Linked DNA regions of Homo sapiens: region 1 is linked to region 2. The links are chromatin contacts, found by Hi-C in ENCODE. All regions are on one chromosome and are shown on one strand. Each heading gives the region's core, a stretch centred on a gene start or an enhancer-like site at or near the end of the contact. The rest is flanking DNA. Distances are from core to core; before and after follow the strand shown.

Region 1 (6,668 bases), core at 414-2,913, 440 kb after region 2:
GGCAGGAGAATGGCATGAACCTGGGAAGTGGAGCTTGCCGTGAGCCAAGATCGCACGACTGCACTCCAGCCTGGGCGACAAAGCAAGACTTGGTCTCGAAAAAGAAAAAGAAAACAAATTAGGAAAGTTTAAATGTGTTTCCTATAGGAGGCTGTGATAGATACCAACTGAGAGATGTGTTGTTTCTTCTGGATGCTTATATATAATCTTAAATTTATGGTTTAAAGCAGGGGTGTCCAAGGGAGAGAATACAGTCATGAGTTCTTAGTTTCTGTTTCTGGTTGGGCCCATAAAGCCCCTTCCTCACCCCTCTTTTCCGCTTATCACTAGAGGCAGAAACTGAAAAACATGGCTTCAGGCTGGTAAAAGCCCAAAACAAAACAAAACAATAACAGAATAAGGCAGGTTGGACAAGCTTGGTTTAAAGTATTACCTGAGAGATAGGTAAATCTGTTGAGGCAGAAAGTAGATTAGTAGTTGCCAAGAGCTGGTGAGGGGAATGAAGAGTAACTGCTACTGGATATAAGGGGCTTTTTGGCAGGAGTGGCAATTTTCTAAAATGAGATTGTGGTAATGGATATACTAAAAACCACTGAGTTGTACCATTTTAAATAGGTGAAATCTTTAGAATGTGGATTACATCTCAGTAAAGCTATTATAAAAAGTATTAGCCAGGCTGGGCACTGTGGCTCACGCCTGTAATTCCAGCACTTTGGAATGCCGAGGTAGGAGGATCCCTTGAGCCCAGGAGTTCAGGATCAGGCTGAACAACATAGTGAGATCTTGTCTTGTAAAAATAATAATAATAATTTATTAAAATATTAAAGTATTAGCTGTTAGCTGAGCAAGGCATGATGGCGTGTGCCTGTGACTCCCAGCTACTCAGGAAGCTGAGGCAGGAGGTTCACTTGAGCCCAGGAGTTCAAAACCAGCAAGATCCCATCTCTTAAAAAAAAAATACTAGCTGAGAATAAGAAATAGTAAGTCATCAGATTTTCCAGCATTCTTCCAGAGTACAAGTACATTTAGTAGCTTATATTTGGGTTCTTGTTTCTCTTCATTCTTAGAGGGAAACTATTCCTTGGTGTGACTCAGGTCATGTTTTTGGATTTTGTTCTTTTATTTGCATGAGTCCCCCTCATTTCAGTTGTTTAATTCACATGAGACCATCAATGTCCCATATTCTGAGCCCCTTTCCTTCATCTGAACAGTGAGAACAATGAACACACTCATGCAATCCTTGCAGAGTCACCAGCTGAGCCTCACGGTGACTGGAAGGCCATAGCAAAGCCACTCGTCCCCCAGGAGAGGGTGTCAATCACACACTCTCACAGTCTGGGGTGAGGAGCCCTGGGTCAGAGGCCTTGCTCTCACAGCAGGGAGATCGTGATGCCAAGTTTCCCAAAGCAAATGGCTAATACACAGGGAAAAATCAAAGAATGGAAGGGTCTGCCCTACTTTAGTTGATTGCACTTGATTTTTTTCTTTTTTTTTTAACTAGTTTTCCTTCAAACAATCTGTTGGCAGAGCAGCCAACTTTGTTTCAGCAGACCTTCTTCGTTTGCCAGCCAGTTAACGCTAAAGCATCTTTTTCAAACTTTTTGGCCTTCAGTCATAGTTACACGTTTTACATTATGACCCAGTGTGAGTCATGGTCACATAAAAGCGCATGCTCCGAGGGGGTCTCAGAATGCAAAGAAACTGGACTTGTTTAAGGGTTCATACATCTCCTAGCAGTAGGGATGGGATGAACCTTGGAGGACAAACTACATTTCTGAATGAAAAGGCTGTTTTAGCAACCCCTGGCTAGCAGATTAAGGAAAGAAACTCTACTTACCGTTTTCTCTTGCTCTAGAGATGGAGGATGGGAATTCTTTTTGATGGTCAGTGATACCGTGGGTAAAAATCTTCCATTTGTTAAAGAGAAACAATGTTGTGGTTTACAGATGGCTCAGCTGTGGTTAGCCTCTATGAAAACCATTTCCTGCATGCAGTAAAAAGAAAGTTTTCTGCTTTCAGTATCAAACTACGTGGAAACGAATATTTCTTTGTTGAAATCCATTGTATTGCCTTAGCAAAGTGACACTTAGGGCTCATGCTTAAGTAACCCCATTCTTGTGATCACCCTTGTATAGATGATTGCTTCCTAAGGGCTCTTTAAATCCTGGGTTGTGAGGGGTGGCACCACAGGGGGAACGCTGATGATGCCATATCCCAGCTTTGTGAGGAGAAGTGGAAGCTGCCTCTGGAGGAAGAGGGGCAGGTTGGGATCTGAGCCTCATTAAGTTTTCCCATTGATATTAGTAGAATTGTGGCCTCTAGGAGGCCAGAGCTGCTACCCTGGCAACTGAGTGAGCAAACGATGTTGCGGATGCCACTGAGAAAGTAGATTTGGGAGTCAGGACCCTAGCAGGAGCGCTAAGTGCTGAAAAATGACCTTCACCACTTCAGTCTCGTGTAATGCAACGACCATAAAGCACGTTCCCCCCCAACCCCAGATGTAACTTTGAGGTGTCAAGGATCACAGCTGTGTCCAATGTCTATCTCCTCCTCATTTGGAATTTTGCATGCTTATTTAGTAGCAGTTAGAAGTTTGGGGCTGGGCGTGGTGGCTCACACCTGTAATCCCAGCACTTTGGGAGGCCGAGGTAGGTGGATTATAAGGTCAAGAGATCAAGACCATCCTGGCCAACATGGTGAAACCCCATCTCTACTAAAAATACAAAAATTAGCTGGGCATGGTGGCATGTGCCTGTAATCCCAGCTACTCAGGAGTCTGAGGCTGGAGAATCACTTGAACCCGGGAGGCAGAGGTTGCAGTGAGCCGAGATCGCTCCACTGCACTCCAGTCTGGCAACAGAAACTTCATCTCAAAAAAATAAATAAATAAAGTAAGTTTGGTATTGAGAGGGAGTAATTTTGCAAAATGTGTTCGGCTCCTATGAGTTTCATTTAAAGCTATGTGCTTAATGTGCCTTCTCATTTCTAGAAAGGGGCAGGCATGACTTGTTTTAAGAGAGGTGTCTATGATGTAAGGAATTATTTCTGATTTGACTGAGGACACCCCTGTATCCCAAAACTTTAGCCTAGTCTCAACCTGAGAGGTGCCCAAGAATTTAAAATTTATGTTAATATCCTCAGATTTTTTTATGAAGAGACAGAGACATGCATCCCTGGGAGAAAAAAGAAAGCTGAAAGTCTAAAAGCAGGATGCAGATATTTAAGAAAGCATGCCGGCCGGGCGCAGTGGCTCACGCCTGTAATCCCAGCACTTTGGGAGGCCAAGGCGGGCGGATCACAAGGTCAGGAGATCGAGACCATCCTGGCTAACACGGTGAAACCCAGTCTCTACTAAAAATACAAAAATTAGCTAGGCATGGCAGCATGCACCTGTAGTCCCAGCTGCTGGGGAGGCTGAGGCAGGAGAATGGCGTGAACCCAGGAGGCGGAGGTTGCAGTGAGCCGAGACTGTGCCACTGCACTCCAGCCTGGGCGACAGAGTGAGACTTCATCTCAAAAAAAAAAAAAAAGAAAGAAAGAAAGCATGCCAACTCCCTAATCAACAGTCAGCCAAACAACACACCACTGAGGCATATTGATCTTCTGCCCAGTGCTTTGTCCTGTTGACTTAGTTGGCGAGATGTGCTATTTGCCTGGCCATGTTGTCCCTGATGGGAACGATCAGGGGAATGTTCATGAGAGTGTGTGGCTCCAGCCGTCAGACCAGCACAGACCAGTCACAGTCACAGCAGAGCACAGTTCTCCTTGAGAAGGGTCATTGACCTTTTTCTTTTTTTTGTGATACGGAGTCTCACTCTGTCACCCAGGCTGGAGTGCAGTGGCGCGCTGGAGTGCAGTGGCGCGATCTCGGCACACTGCAACCTCTGCCTCCCAAGTTCAAGCAATTCTCCTGCCTCATCCTCCTGAGTAGCTGGGATTACAGGTATGTACCACCATGCTTGGCCAATTTTTTGTATTTTTTTAGTAGAGATGGGGGGTGGGGTCTCACCATGTTGGCCAGACTGGTCTCGAACTCCTGACGTTAGGTAATCTACCCACCTCAGCCTCCCAAAGTGCTGGGATTACAGGGGTGAGCTACCACACCTGGCCAGGTCATTGACTTTTAATGCCAGATGCTGACTCTGCCTCAGCTTTTCTTGGCCTCTGCGGCTGTGACTGGTGGGAGGCCATATGGAACCAGTATCTGGAAAATAAGCTGTGTCTTCCTCTGTTGAGCTCCCAGGGTTCTGCATAAAGTTGTCATTATGGTCTTTGTTAGAAGCTGTATTTAATAATTCCTTTAAAATTGTGTCTCAGAAATGTAAATTGTCTGTTTGTATTGGTCAATAAATTATTCTCCCCAGCTGTGTCTAATCATACAAATTAAAGCAACAGCAGTTCGCACCTCAGGGGCAAAGCATCTCCTCCCCAGGCAGAATCTAGTTTCCATTACACTCAACATTTCCTCCTTGGAGAGCCCCCTGGCCTTCTTTACTCCCACACTGCTGTGAAATGGTGGCGTGTCCTTCTCTGCTTTGCCAGGACTCCCCCACCATGGGAGTGGTTCAAAGAAGGAAATTGCTAGAGCAGAGGCGGGAAGGGCTGCAGCATTATCTCTTTCCCAGGGAGGAGATGAAACCACATTTGAGTGGACAAAGGGGAAGGGAAATTCAGAAGTATCATTTCCTTAGAGGTCTGGCGGCAGGTCAGAAGAGGTTTTCTTTGCTGCTGACTTCGTGTCATTTAACCCTCATGCGTACCAGGCACCAGGCCTTGAGAAGTCTCCACTCATCTAGGCGAGGGCCTCCATGTTGGCCAGAGAGGCCTCTGCCCTCGCCACTTGCCTGTCCAATCTAGGACTTTGCTGAAGATCCCATAGCCTTTTGCCTTTTCTCTAGTTAACTGCTCTTTTACTTTTTATTTTTATTTTTATTTATTTATTTATTATCTTTTTTTGAGACGGAGTTTTCACTCTTGTCGCCCAGGCTGGAGTGCAGTGGTGCGATCTCGCCTCACCACAACCTCTGCCTCCCGGGTTCAAGCGATTCTCCTGCTGAGGCAGTAGGAGTAGCCTCCCGAGTAGCTGGGATTACAGGCATGCGCCTCCACGCCCGGCTAATTTTATATTTTTATTAGAGATGGGGTTTCTCTGTGTTGGTCAGGCTGGTCTCGAACTCCTGACCTCAGGTGATCCGCCCGCCTTGGCCTCCCAAAGTGCTAGGATTACAGGCGTGAGCCACCGCGCCCGGCCTCTTTTACTTTTTAAAGACTTTTTTACAGCTAGAGCTTTACTCTCCTTTGGGGATTTCCTGAATATTTGTATTTTTGTCCTTCAAATAGGACTTTTTTTTTTTTTTTTTTTTTTTTTTAGACAGGGTCTCATCCTGTCAACCCAGGCTGGAGTGCAGTGGCACGATAACAGCTTACTACAGTCTTGAACTCCTAGGCGTAAGCGATCCTCCCTCCCTGGCCTCCCAAAGTGCTTGAATTATAGGCGTGAGCCAGCACACTGCCTGGCCTTTCAAATAGGATTCTTTACTATTAATTCACCCTAGTCTGTCTGTAGACGTAGCCGAAGACGTTATAGAGTGAGGCATAAGAAATAAGAAGCGGTCAACTTTCTGAACTTCCTGAGAGTATTATCTCACATATTATACATGAATTACAAATTAATTACAGAGGGAAAATGTACCTTTACAAGTGAGAGTTCTGGCCGTCACAACCTTACCCAAGGGATCACGCTTGGCATCGCCAGGATGGGCTGACCTGACACTAGTGCCTCTGATGATGGTGCAGTAAGAAGTGCCCAACCTCATCTATTTAGCATCCTCAGCAAAAATATTTAACCTGAATCTAGTCATAGGAAACAGATAAATCCAATGAGCAACATTCTATAGGTCAACCAGACTGGACTCTTAAAAATTAACAAGACACTGAAGACCAAAAATCAAAACAACAAAACCAAAGGCAAGAGACTGCTAGATTACAAGATTAAAGGAGACTAAAGAAACTTTGAAATGTGATGCATTTTGAGAGAGAATGGGGAGCAACTAACGAGGCCATTTTGGGAGGTGTGTTGAAGGAAATTTGAACCTGGACTTTATATTGGACTGTATATTGTGTCATTATATCAATGTTAAATTTCTTGGGTGTATGTTGGAAAGTGTCCTTGGGAGATACATGCTAAAGGTATGTAGAGGTGAAATGATGCAATGGCTCCACACGGCCACAAAAAAGTAAATCTATATATAGAAAGAAAAGTTATATGTGGCAAAATGTTAACAATTGAATCTAAGTGAAGCGTATTTAGATAAATAGTGGTTCTGTTTTCAACTTTTCTTTCAGTTTCACATTTTTCAAACTATAAAGTTGGGGGGATTTTTGCACCAGACCATATTGGAATTCCTCACCAGACCATACTGGAATTCTTGTACATAACCCTTCTGAGTTACCACCTTAAGGTTACAAAAACAAAGAAGAAAAAGCAAGAGTCAGCCTCAAGGTTCATTAATGCCAGCGCCCCATTTCTCGTTATTGAGTATCATCATTATAAATTGCTGTGCTGGGAAACCCTTCTCTTTTTTTTTTTTTTTTTTTTTTTTTTTTTGAGATAGGGTCTCACTCTGTCACCCAGGCTGGTGTGTAGTGGCATGATCTCTGCTCACGGC
Region 2 (6,299 bases), core at 3,666-6,165:
TTTAGTCTAAATATGCCCAAAGACCAAAAGGAGAGTGTGCCTAAAGAAGTATGAGAACAATGTCTAACCAAACAGAAAACATCAATAAAGAGATGGAAATTATAAAATTCAACTTTAAAATAAAAGTTATAAAATTGAAAAGCTTAATAACAGAAAAGAAAAATTCACTACAGGTTCTCAGTAACAGATATGAAAAGACATAAAAAATCAACAAATTTCAAAATTGGTCAATTGAAATTATCCAGTCTGAGGAACAGAAAAGAAAAAGAACAAAGAAAAATGAACAGAGTTTCAGAGACCTGTGGGAAATTACTGAAAGTACCAATATATATGTAATGGGAGACCCAGAAGGAGAGGAGAGAAATGTCAAGAACCAATATTTGAAGAAATAATGCTTGTAAACTTCCCAAATTTGTTGAAAAATATTGGTTTGCACACATGAACTTCAAGTGTAATAAACTAAAAAGATTCATACCTCAATACAACATAATCAACCTCTTAAAGAATGAAGATGAAAAAACTTGGTATCAGCAAGTAAGACATGATTCATATACAATGGCTTCTCAGTAATATTAATAGCTGTTTCCCATTAGAAATCAAGGAAAAGAGAACATAAGACAATAGGATGACATATTCAAAGCAGTGAAAGTAAAAGACTGTCAATCAAGGAGTCTATATAGAGCAATACTATACTCCAAAATTGAAGGGGAAATTAAGACATCTCCAGATTTTTTTTAAAAAACCAAGAGAATTCATTGCTAGCACAGCTGTCCTGCAAGAAATACTAAAGGAGTTCTTTTAGGCCTAGATGAAAGTTATTTGGCAGTAATTCAAACCCAAATGAAGAAATAAAGAGTACTGGTAAATGTTAACTATATGGTTAAATATAAAAGACAGCATAAATGATTTTTGTTTATAGTTATTTTCTTTTCTTCTATCTGATTTAAAAGACAACTACATAAACCAGTAATTATAAGTCTATGTTGATGGGTACACAAGCAATAAAGATCTAATTTGTAAAAATAACAGCATAAAGAAGGCAGGTAGGCTGGGCATGGTAGCTCATGCCTGTAATCTCAGCACTTTGGGAGACTGAAGCAGGAGGATCACTTGAGCCCAGGAATTCAAGACCAGCCTGGGCAATACAGCAAGACCCCATCTCTTAAAAACATATATAAGAATAAATTGTAAAAAGAAAAGGAAGAAAACAGAGTTACATTGGAGCAAACTTTTGTATACTACTAAAATTAAGTTGGTATTATATTGACTAGATTGTTATAAATTAAAATATTGGGCTGGGCATGGTGGCTCATCCCTGTAATCCCAGCACTTTGGGAGGCCGAGGCAGGAGGGTCACTTGAGGCAAGGAGTTTGAGACCAGCCTGGGCAACACAGGGAGACCTCGTCTCTACAAAAATTTTTGAAAATTAGCTAGCCATGGTGGCGTATGCCTATAGTCCCATCTACTTGCAGCAGAAGTGGGAAGATCACTGAGCCCAGGAGCCTGAGGTTGCAATGAGCCATGATCCTGCCACTGCACTCCAGCCTCATTGACAGAGCAAGACACTGTCTCTTTAAAACTTTAAAATATTAATTATAATACCATGGGCAACCACTAATAAAATAACTAAAATTATATATTTTAAGAGAAATGAAAGGTAATTAAAATGTTACACTATAAAATATCTATTTAACACAAAAGCATTCAAGAATCAAGGAATTGAGGAATACAATGGACATAATACATATAGAAAACAAATAGCACAATAGCAAAAAATAATTCTATCTTATCAGTAATTATATTAAAGTAAGTGGATCAAACTGTCAAACTAGAAGGAAGAGATTTGGAGAATGGATTTTTTTAAACACAGCACAATTATATGCTATTTACAATAGACACTTAAGATTTAAAGACACAAATAAATGGAACATAAAAGGATGGAAAAGATACACCAGCAATAACCAGAAGAGCTGGAGTAGCTATATTAATGCCAGGCAAAATTGACAAAATATTTTAAGATAAAAATTATTATTAGGGCAAAGAAGGATATTTTATAATTATAAAAGTGTCAGTTAATCAAGAAGATATAAAAATAATTAAAGTGTATGTACCTAACAACACAGCCCCAAAATGCATGAAGCAAAAATACACCGAATTAAAGGAAGAGACTATTCAAACTTAATAGTTGGACGCTTCAATAAAAAGGAGAATAGAAAAACAATCTGCCAGGGTCATGATAGTGCCAGCTCTCAAATCTGGGTCTAGGGTAAAAGAGAAATAAAACTAAAACCTGTCCGAAAAAAATTCAATCACAGTGAACCTGACTGGGAAAGGAGTAGAAGAGAGGGAAGAGCCAGTATCCAGGCAGCTGGGGAACCCAAAACAATTCCCCTTAGGGCTACTCCCTCCCTGGTATCTCCTGATGTCTGACCTGACCCTCCCCTCCATTAAGAATAGATGTCACTTTCCTCCGTTCTCCTCCACTCTCCTCCACTCACTGCTACTTCTCCCACTCCACATCAACAAACTGAGTCCCAAAAGCTTCTTAAATATCAGCCCTATGGCGCTCAGAGCTCGGAAATGCTGAAAGTCCTTCAGTACCAGATGCCAACTTAGAGAGGACAAAGGAGTAGGAAAGACTGAGCAGTGACCCCTACATCCATGTGCCACTATCCTATAGCACATTTGAGACTATTCTGAAGAGCAAGTTAAACTCACATAAAATAGAAATTTTTATCCTAAAAAATATTTCATATGAAACATTTATGGAACTGAAAAAGTACTATACTTCAATCTGGAGCAAAATGACTTTGGCTCTCACTCTGAAAATAAATGTTTAAATCATACTTGATGGAACAAAGTCAGCTGAAACTATGCACATTGGATTCACCAGGAGACATGTGTACACAGTGGGCTGCCTCTCCTACATAAAAAGGTCTTCATGGATATACAATGGGTCCTCATGAAACTGATTTTGCCACAGATTTTGGGGAACTGAGAGCTTTTTTCTTCCTCCAGGAGGGCACAACTTCCTTCTATTTTCCAGTTTTTGTGCTCTACCTCTTTAATTTTACTTAAAAAGAATGACCCTGAAAAACACATTAGTAATTACTAGATGCCAGAAAATGATCCTTCTAGCATAAAATTGGAACATGGAACTATTTTATCAGTGTTAACTAGACCTGAATTATCAAATTTCAAACAATATTATAATACCAAAAGCTGATTTTAGATTATATTACAGCTCATTTCATAGAGCACCAAGGAAGTGGAAGAAAATATAAATGTGCTTCTTAACCTGTGTGACAAACCTACCTCAATGATTCAAGTGAAAGTTGTGGATTCACATGTTCGAGGCACATAAAAAAATAATCTTGTATGTTTTAATATCTAACTCAAGGACTATCATCCAGCATCTCTCATGCTGTGCTCATTCACACACTACAGAAAGGTAACTCCTCTTTGGCAGAGCTATGAAGTATATCTAAATTAAACAGGCTAATCAAGTGACTGGATTATGTGTAAACCTCCTCAAATAAAATAGTATAAAAAAATATATCATGGTAGAGTTTATTATTGTCACATTATCATAGTAACCACTAGGAATTTAGTCAGTTAAAAATATGTCAAAACCCAGCCTACAAAATGGGAAAAAATATTTGCAAACTATGCATCCGACAAAGGTCTAATATCCAGCATCTATAAGGAACTTAAACAAATTTACAAGAAAAATACCCCATTAAAAAGTGGGCAATGAACATAAACAGACACTTTTCAAAAGAGGACTTACTGCAGCCAACAAGCATATGAAAAAATGCTCCACATCACTAATCATTAGAGAAATGGCAATCAAAACCACAATGAGATACCATCTCACACCAGTTGAAAGGGCTTTTAATAAAAAGTCAAAAAATAACAGATGCTGGCAAGGTTGCAGAGAAAGGGGAATGCTGATACACTGCTGGTGGGAATGTAAATTAATTCAGCCATTGTGCAAAGCAATGTGGTGATTCCCCAAGGAATTTAAAAGAGAATTACCAATTGACCCAACAACCCCATTATTGAGTACATACCCAAAGAAATAGAAATCATTCTACCATAAAGACACATGCACACGTATGTTTATCGCAACACTATTCGCAATAGCAAAGACATGGAATCAACCTAAATGCCAATCAACAGTACACTGGATAAAGAAAATGTGGTACATATACACCATGGGATACCACACATTCATAAAAAAGAACAAGATCACATCCTTTGCAGCAACAAGGATGGAGCTGGAGGCCATCATCCTAAACAAACTAATACAGGAACAGAAAACCAAATGCCACATGTTCTCACTTACAAGTGAGAATTAACCAAGGAGAACACATGGGCACAAAGTGGGGAACAACAGACACATGGGCCTACTTGAGGGTGGAGGGTGGAAGGAAGGAGAGGATCAAAACACTACCCATCGGATATTATGCTTATTACTTGGGTGATGAAATAATCTGTACCCCAAACCCCCATGACACGCAGTTTACCTATATAACAAGCCTGCACATGTGCCCCGAGCCTAAAATAAAAGTTTTTTTAAGTCAAAACCATCTTCATTCTTTGTCTTCTTTACAAAAATATATCTGAAAAAATACATCCTGTGAAGTAGTGCTCTAAAGTTGTCGGAGATATTGATTTATTACTTCCTTTACTAAAATAATACCTTATATTTACTTAATTAAAATATATAAAACCTCCATAACTGGCATTTACGTTCAGAGAAATCGCTCTAAATAAAACATCTGCCAGGAACTAAAAGCATTTTAAAGTGGCTTGGCACTAACACTGTCATTATCATCACTATTACAAGGGACAGTGTCAGATTACATGTATGGCCACGAGGAGGTGCTAATACCCTGTGGCTTCATCACCAAAAAGAAAGTCATCAGAGCTGCAAAACCTGGGCCTGTTATTGCAGAGTCTGGTAAAAACAAAAACCCCACAGAGAGCAGAGTAACCTGCTGGCCTCTCACAGGGGACCGAGTGAAGGATGCTCTACAATCCAGGGAAAGGGGTGATAAGCCAGGGGAAAGCTGGCCTGCCTACCTGTTCTTCTCACAGAGGTGCCTCTTTAAAAATACATCTGATGAAATACTGTAATTTCTAAATGTTTGGACATTGTTATAATTATCAAATTAATCATTGATACAGTAGTCATTCCAATTTAGCTTCTTGTCCATCACTACAATTCTGAAGAATAAAATGTCTGCCCAGAAATAAGAATGTGGAGTCAGAAGAGGCTTTATTACTAGAAATATGAAATCAAAATGAAATTGCAGAGCTGTTCCAAAACAAAAATGTAAAGGCCCTTTCACTTACTGGCCCTTTCTATTGAAAACAAGAAGGAATTTAAGAGTAGTGTTATTGTTGTTAACGTTTTCACTGTGAGACAATTTGAGGGATTTACTTTGTTATCATACATTTGACATCGTCTCAACTCCTGTTCCAATCACAGAAATGCCTCCAAATAAAATACCTGCCAGTAATTAAAAACACATTATTATATAATTATCATTATTCCTTCAAAGGGGGTGGGAGGAGTTATTAGTGCAGTCCTTGTGATTTTTCTCTAAGTTTGAAACTATTTCAAAATAAACTTCTTTAAATTGCATATCCCTTTCTTGAAATACAGTTAAATGAAAAGCCTACCAATAGTTAAACCTTTAATGTTATGAGGGATAATATTATCATTACTAGTAAATAGGGTTAACCCCAAACAATGGAAACTGGTTTGTTTCTAGGCAGAATGCTGGATCCCAGCAACCAGGGAGGAAACAGGTCATTTGTCTGCAGTCGCCATTCTGTGAAATCCACTCGGTAGCAACAGTCAATGGATCTCCCAGTGGAATTGCTTATCACCTAGCAATGTATTGGTTGTAAATAATCCAGTCACAAATGTATTCTCTTCAATTTACATATACTTGTGGCTCTAACAAAGAGAAGTCATCATTCTCTAGTGTGCAAATGAACACAGCAAGAAGCACGATTGGATGAGTTTGTTTTTCTTTCTAAGCTGGGGCATGTGAATCCACACATTATCACATGAAACAGTGATATGCATTAAACAGAAATTTAAAAACACATTTATATGTTTATTCTTCCCGGGTTCTCCATGAAATAAGCAGTAATTGAATCCTGATATCTGCTTTTCATATATGTTTTTAAAGTGATAATTCAGATTTAATAGCACCAATAACAAAACAGTGCCATGTTCCAGTTTTACGCTAGAGGGATCATCCACCAGCATTTATTAATT

Evidence for each region. A loop is a pair of places that touch in the nucleus more often than their neighbours do. Pooled maps may share reads with other maps.
Region 1: a map with no recorded cell type shows a loop between it and region 2 (6-fold over the local background). The contact joins two enhancer-like sites. A Hi-C loop is called at or near these places in 6 of 37 single-sample maps with no recorded cell type and 3 of 50 pooled maps.

Annotation. Positions count from the first base shown.
Region 1 is chr16:75,315,271-75,321,938 of GRCh38, reverse strand. All of the region lies in intron 5 of CFDP1 (craniofacial development protein 1), which reads left to right. Among named protein-coding and RNA genes, the nearest start is that of BCAR1, 67 kb to the right of the region's middle. RefSeq lists enhancers at 2,137-2,306, 4,774-4,823. Within about 2 kb of position 1,663, at least 6 of the 41 ENCODE cell types and tissues checked have a DNase peak (open chromatin) inside an H3K27ac peak, as active enhancers do.
Region 2 is chr16:75,762,952-75,769,250 of GRCh38, reverse strand. All of the region lies in intron 2 of LOC105371348 (a long non-coding RNA gene), which reads right to left. Among named protein-coding and RNA genes, the nearest start is that of CPHXL, 40 kb to the right of the region's middle. RefSeq lists an enhancer at 5,025-5,084. Within about 2 kb of position 4,915, at least 3 of the 41 ENCODE cell types and tissues checked have a DNase peak (open chromatin) inside an H3K27ac peak, as active enhancers do.